Linked DNA regions of Homo sapiens: region 1 is linked to region 2. Evidence: read pairs that join two places in POLR2A ChIA-PET (ENCODE). Cell type or tissue: OCI-LY7. All regions are shown on one strand. Region 1 overlaps MTF2 (metal response element binding transcription factor 2). Region 2 overlaps CCDC18-AS1 (CCDC18 antisense RNA 1).

What was found. ChIA-PET counts read pairs that join two places held together with the same protein. Peaks named below come from ENCODE experiments on the same cell type or tissue, not always from the same donor. Only the 100,000 strongest peaks of a DNase experiment are listed, where the experiment ranks them.
Region 1: POLR2A ChIA-PET joins it to region 2 with 5 read pairs; 4 of 35 experiments call an interaction of 5 or more read pairs at or near these places.

The regions. Positions count from the first base shown.
Region 1 is chr1:93,106,999-93,110,998 of GRCh38, reverse strand. MTF2 (metal response element binding transcription factor 2) reads right to left here. Exons shown (of 15, transcript NM_007358.4): 2 at 571-769; 3 at 373-454. Among named protein-coding and RNA genes, the nearest start is that of MTF2, 30 kb to the right of the region's middle. In OCI-LY7, no CTCF peak of the experiment used is centred here; no DNase peak of the experiment used is centred here.
Region 2 is chr1:93,326,959-93,330,958 of GRCh38, reverse strand. All of the region lies in intron 5 of CCDC18-AS1 (CCDC18 antisense RNA 1), which reads left to right. Among named protein-coding and RNA genes, the nearest start is that of CCDC18-AS1, 17 kb to the left of the region's middle. RefSeq lists an enhancer at 1,698-1,807. In OCI-LY7, no CTCF peak of the experiment used is centred here; a DNase peak (open chromatin) is centred at 1,858; H3K27ac peaks cover 1,168 bases.

The DNA of each region.
Region 1 (4,000 bases), 220 kb after region 2:
CCTAATTTCCCAAATCATCTGACAAACAGTATGCTCCCAATAAACACTTGCTTTCTACAAATATAAGCAAGCAACAGTTGAATTGAATCCCAAACCGTTACTGAGATTAGTTACTAAAGATTTTTCTTCAAAGTTCTTAGAAGGGTCTTAACATAGCTTACAGGTATAAATTAGTGATGCATCTGTCCTCTAGAGTATTCTTGTTCTTCTTATGGTCTATAATAACGACTATGCTGATTTTTTAACCTCTCCTAGGAAGTAATACTGAGTTATCTAAATACACTGTATTCAACAGACAACATCATAATATGACAAGTTGAAGAAAATCAAATTTTAATTTAAATCATGTTCAAGAGAAATAGTAGCACCTGCCTGTTTGAATGTCCTTCCAGAGAACCCAGGATTTAGAACTGTCTTCAAATATGATGAAGCAGCTCTGTTTCAATATGTTTATCTGCAATACAGAGAAATACTTAACGGTGATCTCTTAAAATTAAAAACATGAAGTTAAATTTAAGATTATTAAATGCTTACTGCAAAAACAGCAAAAGATACATTAAAGTAACTTGCCTTTTTGATAGTGCCAAGATAAAACAAGCCATCTGACCATCTAGCTAGGACATCCTGACCCTCTTCAAATTTACATGCTGGCTTTTTGGCTTTATGTCCATCCTGTAAAGACAGCTTGGTCAAGGATGTTGGGGTCTTTTGGTTTCGACGTAAAGGAGACCGCTTGTGGACCAGTGAATTACCTGCCCCTGTAGAGTCTCTGTTTAGAGAATAAAAGACCATACATAAGACTTACTTGTAGAGCTTATTTTATACCAGTGGGATATTTTATATGTTAATCAAAGTTTTAAATTTGTTAAAAACCTTAAGACAAAAATATAAAAAGTACCTCAAATCATAAATACTCTCCAAACAAAGCAGTTTAAAACAAAATGATAACAATTCTCAATATCCATTCATTGCCTACTCTAAGTGAGGCCAAGACTCAGCAAACACTCCAAGATAACACATTCAAGGCAGCTGCCATCAAAATAACAGCTTTATGTTGAGGTATGCAGGCCATGATCATGAGCAAATAATGTCTTGAATCTCATGACTGGGTTTAGGTAAAGAATAAAAGTGAATTACATTTTAATCTCTTGATTATGCCACATGCAGTTAAGACACATTAACCAGTGACTTCAAGGGACAGCTGGTGTTATTCACACTCTTCACACTCAAAGGAAGGGCAGTCATGACCTTCTCCTTACAGGGAATCACCACTGAATTGAGCAAATATGCAGACTGAGAGTTTAAAAAAAAAAACATTGAGAACCAGCAATTTCATTACATTATAGACAAATAGTACACTATAAGGCCAGGTGCGGTGGCTCATGCCTGTAATCCCAGCTCTTTGGGAGGCTGAGGCGGGTGGATCACCTGAGGCCAGGAGTTCAAGACCAGCCTGGCCAACATGGTGAAACCCTGTGTCTACTAAAAAATACAAAGATTAGCCGGGCGTGGTGGTACACACCTGTGATGCCAGCTACTGGGGAGGCTGAGGCAGGAGAATCATTTGAACCCAGGAGGCGGAGGTTGCAGTGAGCTGAGATCATGCCACTGCACTCCAGCCTGGGCAACAGAGCAAGACTCTGTCTCAAAAAACAAAAAAACAAAAAAAAAGGAAAGTACACTATAAGAGTACTTAAAGGAAAAAAATATATATTAAATACTGTGAAATTACATTATAACTTATGTATCAGACATTCCATAAACAGCAAAGCATACCACCATCAGCTTTCTTAAAGGTAACAAAGCAGTGTTTGGTTTCACTTTTCCAAATTAGATTTTTCACTAATTAAACATACAGTGACATGTAAAACTAGATAATAATTCTAAAAACAGCATAAAAGTTTAGTAAAAATAAAATGAGCAGGGAAATTAAAGAAAAAAGTTTCAAAAAGTTCCTAAGTATTAGGAATATCTAACTTCAATATCTAAAAATACAGAAATTCTGGGAAACCCTGTCACATGCTCAAACACGGATGAACCTTGAAGACATTATGCTAAGTGAAATAAGCCAGACAAAATGGACAACTATTCCACTTATATGAGGTGCCTAGACACTCAAAGTCATAGAGATGGAAAACAGAATGGCGGCCAACGGCTAGGAAGAATGGGGAATAGGGAGTTAGTGTTTAATGGGTACGGAGTGTTTCAGTTTGAAAGAAATACATTTTAGAGATATCCAAAGAAATAACTGGTACCTTCCCAAATTTGCTGAAAAACATTATCTACACATCCAAGCAGCTCAACAAATTCCAAGTAGGATAAATGCAAAGAGATCTACACCCAGCCACATCATAGTAAAAATGCTGAAAGGCAAAAAAAAAAAAAAAAAAAATCTTGAAAGCAACAAGAGAAACACAATATATCACGTACAGGGAAACCCCAATAAGATTAACAGTTGACTTCTCATCAGAAACAATAAAGGCCAGAAGGCAGTGAGATGACATATTCAAAGTAAGCAGGCTGCAGGGAGTGGGTGCTGTCACCAGAGAATCTTATATCCAGCAAAACTGTCTTTCAAAAATGAAGGTGAAATACAAACTCCCAGATAAACAAAAACTGAATTTGTTATTAGCAGAGACATCTTACAATGAATACTACTACGATTGAAAGTAAGTAAACCCAGAAGGAAATTCAAATACATGTACATACACATACACACACACACACACAAAGAATACCAACAAAAGTAATTATAAAAGACAGCATAAATGCATATTCCCTCCAAAGCAAGTATATAAAACAATATGTACATAATTGTATTGTTAGACCCATAATATATAGAAATGTAATATATTTGGCAATAATAGCATAAAGGAAGTATGTAGGAGCAAAACTGTTTCAACTGTTTCAAAGAAATGACACAGGCCAGGTGCAGCATGGCTGACGCCTGTAATCCCAGCACTTTGGGAGGCTGAGGCAGGAGGACCCCGAATTCAAGAGTAGCCTGGGCAACAAAGGGAGAATGTCTCTAAAAAAATTAAAAAATAAAAATTAGCCGGGCATTGTGGCACGTGCCTGTGGTCCCAGCTACTCAGGAGTCTGGGGTGGGAGGACTATATGAGGCCAGGAGGTCGAGACTGCAGTGAGCTGTGATTGTGCCACTGCACTCCAGCCTGAGCAACAGAGAGAGAACCTGTCAAAAGAAAAGAAGAAAAGAAAAGAGAAAAATGGAAGGAAGGACAGACACAAGATGCTAACTTGAATTCACAAGAACAAACGAAAAAAAAAATGGTAATTAAGGTCAATATAAAACGTAGATTGTCACTTCAAGAAAATACCTGCCTTATACAGAACTAAGTGGCTGTTTCAAGTAAAAATGGTGTTCCATGAAAAAGCTGCTAGTTCAGCTGGCAACTCAAACAATGGCACAAGTGCCTTATGCCATTTCTATTTTATCACACATATTAAAAACCTGGCCAGCACGGTGGCTCATGCCTGTAATTCCAGCATTTTGGAAGGCCGAGGCAGGTGGATCATTTGAGGCCAGGAGTTCAAGACAAGCCTGGCCAACATAGCAAAACCCCCCATCTCTACTAAAAATACAAAATTAGCCAGGCATGGTGGCGCGTGCCTGTAATCCCAGCTACTCGGGAGGCTGAGGCAGGAGAACCGCTTGAACCTGGGAGGCGGACGTTGCAATGAGCCAAGATTACACCACTGCACTCCAGCCTAGGCAACAGAGCAAAACTACATCTCAAAAACAAACAAACAAACAAAAAACATTCTTAAGTGAAATAAGGTTTGGGGGTACGTGTGTGTGTTTATATTTTTTACCGTTAGTACACAATGAAGAATACAAGTACAGTTTGATGCCGCTGCCTTGATTCATGCTAAGGCACAAAGCAATTTTATCTAACATTGTTTTTTCTGTGCCATAGTCAGCTGTGAGGAGAAGGCACTTTTGGTAGTATAATTAGAGGGGTTAAAAAGTTTAAATGTT
Region 2 (4,000 bases):
TGTAGTCTCCATAATGTATTATACAACTAATTTAACTCTGGAAATCTACCTATAATCCTACAAAATATTTGCAGATAATCAACTGCAAGTTCAGACTTGGAAATAAACAAAAGAACTACCCACTGTTTGCTTAAATCCGCTTAGGTCAGCAATATACCTGAAATTCAGTAGCTTGCTGTCAGTTAAGATGCCGTGCATTAACACTGAAGGAACTGTTGTGGAGAGGAAGCAGGGAATGATTAGCACTGAAACCACTGCACTTTTATAAGGAAGGAAAATTTTCTTTATGCGGGTATGAATAATACTAACAAATGAAATACTGGAACATGTAGGTGGAGGATACATCATTTTGGCTGTTACGGATGATGTCAAGTCATACCTAACCTGCTCATTGTATAAAACTTAATTAGTACTCCAAAGTGCCTTACTGTAACTAATAAAAGATGTATTGACCCCCCTGTGCTATTAAGATAAGACTGAGATTCTGTAGCAAAGAGACATCTCATGTCAGAGGTAAGAGGTCAGAGGTCAGTGCTTCGGGCTCCAGCAGGGTTCTGTTCCATGCAGTCATTCAGGGTCCTAAAGTACTTCAGTCTTTGTTTTGCCATTCCCTAAGGTGTTGTCCTCATTTACATGGTCTCAATTGGGTTTGAGTTCCAGTCTGTGGGAAGGGAGAAAGAGAGGCCCTGAAGGGCTGGCAATTTCCTTTTAAAAAGAAACATCACAGCTGGGCATGGTGGCTCATGTCTGTAATACCAGCACTTTGGGAGACTGAGGCTGGAGGATCTCTTGAGGCCAGGAGTTTGACACCAGCCTGGGCAACATAGCAAGTCCCTGTCCCTATGAAAAATGCAAAAATTAGCTGGGGTGTGATGGCATGTGCCTATAGTCCCAGCTACTCAAGAGGCTGGCTGGGTGTGGTGGCTCATGTCTCTAATCCCACCACTTTGGGAGGCCGAGATGGGCGGATCATGTGAGGTCAGGAGTTCAAGACCAGCCTGGCCAAAATGGTGAAACCACATCTCTACAAAAATACAAAAGAAAATAGCCAGGCGTGGTGATGGGCCCTTGTAGTCCCAGCTACTCAGGAGGCTGAGGCAGGAGGATTGCTAGAACCTGGGAGGCGGAGGTTGCAGTGAGCTGAGATTGCGCCACTGCACTCCAGCCTGGGCGACAGAGTGAGACTCGGCTCAAAAAAAAAAAAAAAGTGTGCTTGAAGATTTAGTTACAAGGTTGTTCACTGCAGAATTCTGTTAATAGCAGAAAAATTGAAAACTGTCTAAATATTTATCTCATTGCTTCCTGTGGAAGAGAGCCTTAAATGTGTCCATGGATACCAAGTGACAATATCATTACAGTTACTGCTCCAAGAACCATAATCTCATTTTGACATAAATTATTTCATTTAATCAATCCTGCAAGGCAGATGTGAATATGTAAATAAGCAGAGGCTCAGTGACCTTAAGAAACTAGTTTAAGGTCAAACAGCAAATAAGTAATATGGTTAGCTTTCAACTCAGTTGTGTCCAGTTCTTCCCACTCTGCTTCGTGCATCTTTTCTCATTTGTTTTGCCTAGCAGGACTGATGAGTGGAACACCTTGCTAAGGAGAAAGCAATGTGCACATCACAGGGCAACTCTTGATAAACAACTGCCTCACCAGAGATTGGTGGGGACAATGCCTAGCCTTCAGGATTCATCAGGGTGTTTGTTTATCAAGAGTAGAAACCAACTTTGAACTGTTTTAGGTAGAAAAGGGGAAACATAAGAAAATAGAAGCATCTCACGAAGCTAAGGCAGGAATGCAAGCAACCAGGTGTCAAAAGAGCTGACACTGAAATGGAAATATCAGCAGGAACTCAGAGAGAGAGAGCTTACTTTGTTTCTCAGTTCATTTTTTTTCTGCAGCATCTGGCTTTCTCAGTTATTCAAGCCATATGGCAGCTGGCAGATGGCAGCCACAGCTTTCATATTTACTTTTTACAGTTCCAACCACATGGAAAGACACACTCTCTCTGCTCCCATCCCCACTTCCAGATTCCTTGGGAAGGGACTCTGCTCAGCTTGAGTCAGCAGCCTATTTCCAGTCCAGTCACTGGCCAGAGGGAGGATGGGGGACGTTGTACACAGCTCTGCCATAGCTGAGGGGACCAGTTAATGGGTTCATTGTGAGCCATCAAGATATTCCAAAAAGTGTCTAGAAGACACTTCTCCATGTGACTCTGGACTGACCTAGTTCTCCCCCCGACCACCATTTCTTGGTTGTAGTTCTCAAGAATAATTTTTAAATGTTCTGGGAATGCAGTATCATTAGAGAGGAACTGCCTGAAACAGCCTAGGCCTTGTGCTGGGGCAGTCAGGGATGTGATTTTCTGTAGTTACACAGATATACTTTCTTGATGCATCTCTTGACCTTGAAACTCAGACTAAAAGGGAATTGACAGAAGTATTGTTTTTTGTTTTTGTCTGTGACAATAGTTGCTACAAAAATAAGCAATTGTCTTTCTCTACAAGTGACAACGACCAAGTTTGTCCAAAAGAATTTATTTCACCCCCTTAACATCTTGCTCAACTGATTTGGTGGTAACAAATTTAAATGCTAATAAATGGACTGATTCAAATAATCTATCACTAAAAAATATAGATGTATATTCTGATATTTGTAGTACCACTTATTGACAAGTAGCAAGGGTTTGTTTGTTTGTAGTTTTCCCCAGAAACATCTGGCCTTGTAATGCACATTAGCCATAGATTGCACTGGAAGAAAGGCAGAGAAGGATGGAAAAGACTCAGGCAGGGACAAAGCTGGGATAGCATTTCCAGTATATCAACATAAGGCCAGTTCTTTTTATTAAATCTCAAAAGTACTTTACTTGGAAAATACACAAAAATAATTCATTTGGAAAATTACACCAACAATTAATAGTTTGTGTGGCCTAAATTAGTATGGCATAAAGGAATACAATCTTAAAACCTTGAGCTACTCTAATCTGGATGGATACTTAATAATGTTACACAGGAAGTTATGTGGCAACTGTTTTCTGTCCAATGGGGAGAAGGAGTTTTCAGCTTAGATTCTACAGACAGTCCCCGATTTAAGATGGTTTGATTGAGGAGTTTTTGAATTTACAATGTTGCAAAAGCAAAATGCAATCAGTAGAAGCCGTACTTCTAGTAATCACACAATTGTTTTGTTTTTCACTTTTAGTACAAAATTAAATAAATTACATGAGATATTCAAAACTTTATTATAAAATAGGCTTTGTGTTAGATGATTTTGCCCAAATGTAGGCAATGTAAGTGTTCCGAGCATGTTTAAGGTAGTCTAGGCTAAGCTATGATGTTTGGTAGGTTAGTTGTATTAAGTACACTTTCTACTTAGGGACACTTTCAACTTATGATGGGTTTATTGGGACTTAGCCCTATCATAAGTTGAGGAGCATCTGTAACTTGTAAATTATTCTTTTATATAAAAAGATTTAAAAGATCTTTCTCCTCTTCACATTATGGGAAGAACACTTTGGAGAGAGAGAGAGAGAGAGACAAAGGCCACACCCCAGTAATGAGCAGAAAGCATTTTGCAGAAATAATTAAATTCTAGTTAGAAATGCCATTGATAAGAACTTGGCACATAAGGTAAAATTTAGGTTTCAGTTTAAATGTCCCTTCCTCCAGGAAGCCTTTTATTATCTTCTTGGACTAACTTTGAAGCTCCTGCTCTGAACTTTGATAGAGTTTCCAGATTGTATGGGACATATTTATAGTAATTAATAGATTATACATTATTTATCTGAAATTCAAACTTAACTGAGCATCCTATATTTTATCTAACAATCCTATCTATATTTCATCTTTTCTTTTTTAAGAACCTACCAAATTTTATTGTGATTGCTTATTTAAGAGAGTAAGCTGTGTAAGGTCAGGGACTATGTCTATCTGGCTTACGTTTGTATTTCTTTTTTTTTTTTCTTTTGAGACAGAGTCTCCCTCTGTCACCCAAG